Linked DNA regions of Homo sapiens: regions 1 and 3 are each linked to region 2. A link is a contact called in ENCODE Hi-C or POLR2A ChIA-PET data. All regions are on one chromosome and are shown on one strand. The core of a region is the stretch at or near the end of the contact, and the rest is flanking DNA. Distances in the headings are between cores, read along the strand shown.

Region 1 (2,700 bases), core at 155-2,654, 83 kb after region 2:
CTCTATAACCTCAGACACAGCCTTACACACACCACTCCACAGCCAGATTGACAACCACAGCAACAAACACGGCTCAACCACAGCCATCCAGCACTCGGGCTGTGTCCCAGACACACAGCAGCTCCCACACTCACACAGAGCCCCGGGTGCACAACCGCACAGCTGATAATCATAGGCACAGTCCCACACACTGATCCCTGACGCGGACCCCCTTTTCCATCCTGTCACCCGCTTGGAGGAGCATCCCACTTAAATGTCCACGTCTCCACTCCCATCTCCCACAAACTCTCCGTTGCACACCACTGCCAGCCACGGTATCAATGCAGATCACACACCCTCTAGTTCCTCTCTACACACACACACACACACACACACACGCACACACGGCTTCACACACCTCCACACCTCACTCATCCAACCCCAAGGTTCCACGCGCACCGTCCCATGAAACAGCTCCACTTCTGGACACAGTTCCGCCCAGCCCCATGCACCATCACAGTGACACACAATCAAAAGTCAATCATAGTCACCTATCACTGATCCAGTGCCACACTGTCCACCACACGCGCGCGCGCACACACACACACACACACACACACCAACAGGCAGAAAGACAACCACAGCCGCACAGCCTCTTGGTCAATCACACCTAATCCTACAACCAGTTCCACTCTCTGCCATGAAGACAGCCACACACACAGCCACACACATGCACATCAGGCCAAGCAGAAAGTCGACTACAGTCGCACTAGCTCTTGGTCGTAAAGTGCTACCAGCAATCCAATTCTACACACACACCATTCCAGTCAGAGGTCGCCCACGTTTTCACATTGCTAAAAGTGTCACATCATACACACAGTCCCATCACAGGGTTACACGGACAGTCGCTTTCACCCTCATACCCACAGCCTGACACACTCTCTTACACACACGCAAAGCCACACACACACACACACACACACACACAAACACAGGCAGGCAGGAGACTCCCATCGTGGCCCAGCCCCGCAAGCCGCACCAACTTACCCTGGCCTGCCCAGCCCCGCGCACCAGGCTCACCCGCAGTCACAAGGGCCCCCTCCCTCTCCCTCCCAGGCCCCGCCCCGTCCTCGCTGTTTACCTGCGCTGGGGTGGGGGGCATGGGACCCCAGCCAGGCCTCCAGATCCCGGAGAGCCCCAGGACGGGGCAGGGGGCATCCGGGAGCCCCAAGGCCCTTCCCCGTCTCAGGGCGAGCGGGCCCAGGGTTGCCCCCGCCCCCCATCATCGCGGCTCTCCGAGAGTCCCGCGCCCCACTCCCGGCACCCACCTGACCGCGGGCGGCTCCGGCCCCGCTTCGCCCCACTGCGATCAGTCGCGTCCCGCAGGCCAGGCACGCCCCGCCGCTCCCGCTGCGCCGGGCGTCTGGGACCTCGGGCGGCTCCTCCGAGGGGCGGGGCAGCCGGGAGCCACGCCCCCGCAGGTGAGCCGGCCACGCCCACCGCCCGTGGGAAGTTCAGCCTCGGGGCTCCAGCCCCGCGGGAATGGCAGAACTTCGCACGCGGAACTGGTAACCTCCAGGACACCTCGAATCAGGGTGATTGTAGCGCAGGGGCCTTGGCCAAGCTAAAACTTTGGAAACTTTAGATCCCAGACAGGTGGCTTTCTTGCAGTGCCTGCCCCAGAGCCTTTTCCTTGGTTGTGTGGCCTGCTTCGATCTCTCTTCCCACAGATCTCATCGTCTTTAGGTCTCTTCTCAAAGGCCACCTCCTCCGGCAGGCCTTCCCTGATTGCCCCCTTCTAAATGGCACCCTTCCACCAAAACATTACATACTCCTCTTGATTTTGTTCACAAAACTTTTCAGGGCCTAAAATTACCTTATTTATTTATTGAGAGGGAGTCTCGCTCCGTCACCCAGGCTGGAGTGCAGTAGCGCGATCTCGGCTCACTGCAACCTCCACCTCCCAAGTTCAAGCGATTCTCCCATCTCAGTCTCCCGAGTAGCTGCGACTACAAGTGTCTGCCACCACGCCCGGCTACTTTTTATATTTCTAGTAGAGACGGGGTTTCGCCATGTCGGCCAGGCTGGTCTCAAACTCCTGACCTCAAGTGATCCTCCCGCCTCGGCCTCCCAAAGTTCTGGGATTACAGGAGTGAGCCACCGCCCCCGGCCCCTAAAGTTATTTTATATAACATATATCACATCATTATGTTATGTTATATATTATGTTATTGGCAAGGGAATGTGATATCTAAGAATTGGGCTCAGGGTTCAAATTTGATTCCGGCACTTACTTGCTGTGCAGGCCTTGGGCAAGTAACTTAACCTCTCTGTGCCTCAGTTTCCCTAGTCAATAAAATATAAATAGTCTAAGGCTTTGAGAATTGAATGTTAACTAATACAGGGACAGTACTTTTTTTTTTTTTTTTTTTTTTTTGAGACACAGTCTCGCTGTGTTACCCAGGCTGGAGTACAATGGCGCTATCTTATCTTGGCTCACTGCAACTCCTGGGTTCAAGTCATTCTCCTGTCTCAGCCTCCCGAGTAGCTGGGATTACAGGCGCCCGCCACCATGCCCAGCTAATTTTTCCATTTTTAGTAGAGACGGGGTTTCCCCATGTTAGCCAGGCTGATCTCGAACTCCTGACCTTAGGTGATCTGCCCACCTCGACCTCCCAAAGTGCTGGAATTACAGGCGTGAGCCACCGCGCCTGGCCAGGA
Region 2 (2,700 bases), core at 96-2,595:
ACGTAGATAAAAGAAATGATAGAATATATCATTATAGCCGTGCACTGTAATCCCAGCACTTTGGGAGGTCACAAAGTGACCTCAGGATCAGCTGAGGTCAGGAGTTTGAGACCAGCCTGGCCAACATGGTGAAACCCCGTCTCTACTAAAAATACAAAAAAAAAAAAAAAAAAAAAAAATTAGCCGGGCATGGTGGCACATGCCTGTAATCCCAGCTACTAAGGAGGCAGGAGAATCGCTTGAACCCGGGAGGGGGAGGTGCAGTGAACTGAGATCGCGCCATTGCACTCCAGCCTGGGTAATAAGAGCGAAACTCCGTCTCGAAAAAAAAAAAAAAAAGAAAAAAAAGAATTTATCATTATGACCCTGGGTTATGGCAGGGCTCTTAACACACCAAAAGCAAAAGTCAGAACGGAACAGATTGATAAATAGTTGCGCATAAACACAAATAACTTCTGTGCCAAAAATAACTAAAGTTAAAGCCCAAAGTAGAAACTAGGAGGAAATGTTTGCAATATGGGTAACTAAGGATTAGAATCAGAATCCATAAAGTACCCCTAGAAATTAATAGTAATAAAAAAGCCATACAACCCATTTTAAAAATGGACAAGGAATATGAGCAAGCAATTCACAGAAGACAAAATTTACAAGACCAATACTTTCACAAAAAACATTCCATTTCCTTAGTAATCAGAGAGCTGCAAGTTAGAACAGTGTGATACTATCCTTTCAGGAAGTGACTAATACTAACTCATCAGCCAGGCCCCTGCTCAGATGTCCCTTCCTCCAGGAAGCCCTTCCGGACTCCGGGGCTGAGTCAGGCGCTCCCCCTGACCCCCATCCCACGGCTCTCCCGGGATCTCCCATCCCAGACCTGCCCATTCTGGGTCAGCACTGGGAACGTGTCTGTGTCCCTTACTGAACCGTAAGCTCCGGGAGGACAACACGGGGCTGTCGTTGGTCACTGCTGTGTCACCAGCACGGACTCGCACAGGACCGGGAAGAGAGGAAGCGCGTGGGGGGAATAGGTGTGGAATAAATGAATGAATGAGGAAACTGAAGCCAAGTCAATGTCTGAGTTGGATTCAAACTTAAGTCTCTCCTTACTGAGAGGAGGGACCAAGTTGGATCTCCTGCGATCTGTTCTCCACTGAGCCCTGCCAGGATTCTGGGCACACAGAAGCGCTCAGTAAGGGCTTTGAAACTTAACAGTTTGGGAGCCAGATCCTCAGGCCACATCTCTCTCCTCCCACGACCTCCGCGGTCCTCCAGAACCATAGAGAGTTGTACAGAGATCGCCCTGCTCTATGCTCTACTCTCCTGGGGAGCGGGGCCAGAGAGGCCGGAAGTGCTGCGAGCCCTGGGCCACGCTGGCCGTGCTGGCAGTGGGCCGCCTCGATCCCTCTGCAGTCTTTCCCTTGAGGCTCCAAGACCAGCAGGTGAGGCCTCGCGGCGCTGAAACCGTGAGGCCCGGACCACAGGTGCGGGAGGCGGAGACTGCGGGTGGAGATTGGCGCCGCGGAAGCCAATCATTGCCGAGTCTGAGAGATGGACAAGGCCAGGCGTGGGGAGGGCGTCCAGATGCTAGCCTCGGGGGCCGGACGAACGGAAGGCGGGGGATGGTGGGGACGGAGCCAATAGAATCCGGTGGGGGCGAGGGGCGGAGCGATGGGACTTGTGGACCTGTAAGGGGCGGGGCGAGCCGAAGGTGGAGGTCAAAGGGGCGTGGCGTTACAGAGCCTCTAGCGCTGGGTGTTGGGGACCTGACGCTATGGAGCTCTCGGAGTTTTGTGGGGGACGGCTGTGAGTGGGGGGTTCCTGCTGCGGGATGAGAACGTAGACGCCAGTGGCTCACTCGCTCCTGGCACCTTCCCTTTCAGGCTCCAGATGGACCCTGGGAAGGACAAAGAGGGGGTGCCCCAGCCCTCAGGGCCGCCAGCAAGGAAGAAATTTGTGATACCCCTCGACGAGGATGAGGTCCCTCCTGGAGTGGTAGGACAAGGAGATGCGGGGCCCCTGGGAGGCTGGGGGCTGTTAGGACGAAGAGGATAGGATGGGGCCTGTGGGACCAGGGTGTGGGTTAGTGGATTTGGGGGCCACGGACGACTTGGGGAAACAGTCCTTGGTCCTCCCCAGGTCCCAGTTTCCCCATCTGTGAAATGGATGGGTGGTTCTAAGAGAGGGCTAAGGCAGAGGCCAGACACTGGCATTCAGCAGGTAGCCCCTGATGTGTTTTACGAGGCCAGCACCCTGATTTTTCAAGACATGAATTTATTGCTCGTGTTTAAGAATCGCCAGGTTTTGCAATCTTAAAAAAATCTACACTTTAGACATATTTTGGTAAATGGAAGGACCTGGCAATATTGAAATCTCCTTCCCAAGGGAAAACAATCGACGGGTGATGAGCATTGGCTATGAAGAAAAGGAAAGTGGGCTAAGGATGTAGGGCATGATGGGGGAGAGGACCTTCCTACTCTATTTATTTATTTATTTATTTATTTTTTTGAGACAGAGTCTCGCTCTTTTGCCCAGGCTGGAGTGCACTGGCACCATCTCGGCTCACTGCAACCTCTGCCTCCTGGGTTCAAGCGATTCTCCTGCCTCAGCCTCCCGAGTAACTGGGATTACAGGAGCGCGCCTGGCTAATTTTTGTATTTTTAGTAGAGACGGGTTTCACCATGTTGGTCAGGCTGGTCTCGA
Region 3 (2,764 bases), core at 26-2,525, 110 kb after region 2:
ACTTTGCGAGGCCAAGGCGGGGGGATCACTTGAGGTCAGGAGTTTGAGACCAGCCTGGCCAACACGGTGTCTACTAAAAATGACAAAAATTTAGCTGGGCGTAGTGGCAGGCGCCTGTAGTCCCAGCTACTTGGGAAGATGATGCAGGAGAATCGCTTGAACCCAGGTGGCGGAGGTTGCAGTGAGCCGAGATCGTGCCACTGCACTCCAGCCTGGGCGACAGAGCCAGACTGTCTCAAAAAAAAACAAACAAAAAAGAAAGAACTTAGACTTGGCCGGGCACAGTGGCTCACACCTGTAATCCCAGCACTTTGGGAGGCTGCAGCAGGAGGGTCGCTTGTGCCCAGGAGTTCTAGACCAGCCTGGGCAACATAGGGAGACCACGTCGCTACAAAAATTAAAAAAAAAAAAAGCCAGGCGCGGTGGCTCACGCCTGTAATCCCAGCACTTTGGGAGGCCAAGGTGGGCGGATCACGAGGTCAGGAGATTGACACCATCCTGGCTAACACGGTGAAACCCCGTCTCTACTAAAACTACAAAAAAAAAAAAAAAATTAGCCCGGCGTCGTGGCAGGCGCCTGTAGTCCCAGCTACTTGGGAGGCTGAGGCAGGAGAATGGCCTGAACCCAAGAGGCGGAGCTTGCAGTGAGCTGAGATCGTGCCACTGCACTCCAGCCTGGGCGACAGGAGACTCCGTCTCAAAAAAAAAAAAAAAAAAAAAAAAAAAAAAAAGCCAGGCGTGATGGCGTATACCTGTGGTCCCAGCTACTCGAGAGGCTGAGGATCAGCTGGGCCCAGAGGATTGAGGTTACTGTGAATCATGACCGAGGTACTGCACTCCAGCTACCTGTCTCAAAAATAAGAACTCAGACTTGAACCGTACTCCCTAGGTTCAAATCCCAGCTCTACCATTTACTAACTTTACTAGCTTTGTGACCTTGGGCAACTTATTTTATTTTTCTCTACCCCAGTTTCCTAGCTATAGGATAGGGATCACAATAATTTGTAGTTTCTGGTGTTCTTGTGAGGATTAAATGAGTTAATTTATGTAAAGTATTAAAAGCAGTGCCTGGGCCAGGCGCGGTGGCTCACGCCTGTAATCCCAGCACTTTGGGAGGCCAAGGCGGGCGGATCACGAGGTCAGGAGATCGAGACCATCCTGGCTAACATGGTGAAACCCCGTCTCTACTAAAAATACAAAAAATTAGCTGGGCTTGGTGGCAGGCGCCTGTAGTCCTACTTACTCGTGAGGCTGAGGCAGGAGAATGGCGTGAACCCGGGAGGCGGAGCTTGAAGTGAGCCAAGATCGCATCACTGCACTCCAGCCTGGGCGACAGACCAAGACTCTGTCTCAAAAAAAAAAAAAAAAAAAAAAGCAGTGCCTGGTATACACTAAGTGTTCAGTACATCTTGGTTATTCGTCTTATCTTTATTATAAAGTATTATTGCTAGACTTGTTTTGACTCTTTGAATCCCTGATTCAGATAGTCAAAGATTTAGAGAACCTAGGTTTCAATCGATGAAGGGAGCCTGGGTGCTAAGATATACAGATGGGATGATTCTAAGATTTCAAGATTTTAAATATTTTTAGGTTTTAAGATTCCACTCATTTATTTATTTATTTATTTTGAGATGGACTCTCACTCTGAGGCCCAGGCTGGAGTGCAGTGGGTTGATCTCGACTCACTGAAACCTCCATCTCCCGGGTTCAAACGATCCTCTCACCCTCCGCCTCCTTAGTAGCTAGGACGACAGGCATGTGCCACTGTGCCCAGCTAGTTTTCGTATTTTTGGTAGAGACAGCGTTCTGCCATGTTGCTCAGGCTGGTCTCGAACTCTTCACCTTAAGTGATCCGCCCACCTCAGCCTCCCAAAGTGCTGGGATTACAAGCGTGAGCCACCATGCCTGCCCTCAGGTTTTTTTTTTTTTTTTTTTGAGACAGGGTCTTGCTCTGTTGCCCAGGCTGGAGTGCAGTGGTGGGATCATAGCTCGCTGCAGCCTGGACCTTCCAAGGTCAAGTGATCCTCCCGCCTCAGCCTCCCCAGTGGCTTGGACTACAGGCATGTGTCCCACCATGCCTGCTAATTTTTTAAATTTTGTAGATATGTGGGTCTTGCCATGTTGCCCAGGGTAGTCTTGAACTCCTGGGCTCAAGCAATCCTCCGGCCTTGGCCTCCCAAAGTGCTGGGATTACAGGCATGAGCCACCACACCCGGCCATTTCCGGATCTTAATATTTTATGTTCTTTTTTTTTTTTTTTTTTGAGATGGAGTCTCGCTCTGTTGCCCAGGCTGGAGTGCAGTGGCGCGATCTCGACTCACTGCAAGCTCCACCTCCCGGGTTCTCGCCATTCTCTTGCCTCAGCCTCCTGAGTAGCTGGGACTACAGATGCCCGCCACCATGCCCAGATTTTTTTTTGTATTTTTTAGTAGAGACAGGGTTTCGACGTGTTAGCCAGGATGGTGTCGATCTCCTGACCTTGTGATCCGCCCGCCTCGGCCTCCCAAAGTGCTGGGATTACAGGCGTGAGCCACCGCACCCAGCCTTAATATTTTATGTTCTAAGATCCTGCTTCTGAGATGCTAGGATTGGGAGCTAACACACTACGATGGGAAGATTTTCTGGTCCTGAAACCAGATGTAGGATTACCAAGTGTTATCAGTTCTGATCCCAAGCTTCTGTTTGTCAAACATCCTGAGATCCCAAGGATCTATAATAATACTGTTCAAAGACTTAAGTCCCTAAAAGTCCTTGATCCCAGGAT

The links. A loop is a pair of places that touch in the nucleus more often than their neighbours do. ChIA-PET counts read pairs that join two places held with the same protein, here RNA polymerase II (POLR2A). Pooled maps may share reads with other maps.
Region 1: a loop to region 2 is called in a pooled map, with 2.3 times the contacts of the local background. The contact joins the promoter of KLC3 here to the promoter of ERCC1 in region 2. A Hi-C loop is called at or near these places in 2 of 50 pooled maps. POLR2A ChIA-PET finds 5 or more read pairs at or near these places in 7 of 52 experiments (BJ, CD8-positive, alpha-beta memory T cell, Caco-2 and 3 more).
Region 3: a map of gastrocnemius medialis shows a loop between it and region 2 (2.8-fold over the local background). The contact joins the enhancer-like site here to the promoter of ERCC1 in region 2. A Hi-C loop is called at or near these places in 1 of 168 maps with a recorded cell type or tissue (gastrocnemius medialis) and 1 of 50 pooled maps. POLR2A ChIA-PET finds 5 or more read pairs at or near these places in 3 of 52 experiments (A673, H1 and RWPE1).

The regions. Positions count from the first base shown.
Region 1 is chr19:45,339,454-45,342,153 of GRCh38, reverse strand. It overlaps KLC3 (kinesin light chain 3), which reads right to left and starts at 1,404. Exons shown (of 13, transcript NM_177417.3): 1 at 1,308-1,404. RefSeq lists a silencer at 1,419-1,508.
Region 2 is chr19:45,422,562-45,425,261 of GRCh38, reverse strand. ERCC1 (ERCC excision repair 1, endonuclease non-catalytic subunit) reads left to right here and starts at 1,345. Exons shown (of 10, transcript NM_001983.4): 1 at 1,345-1,481; 2 at 1,881-1,992. The coding sequence starts at 1,888. RefSeq lists enhancers at 617-911, 1,160-1,209, 1,270-1,359.
Region 3 is chr19:45,308,727-45,311,490 of GRCh38, reverse strand. The region is part of intron 5 of CKM (creatine kinase, M-type); the gene reads left to right. Among named protein-coding and RNA genes, the nearest start is that of CKM, 13 kb to the left of the region's middle. Within about 2 kb of position 1,275, at least 3 of the 41 ENCODE cell types and tissues checked have a DNase peak (open chromatin) inside an H3K27ac peak, as active enhancers do; they include gastrocnemius medialis, where a contact is called at or near this core.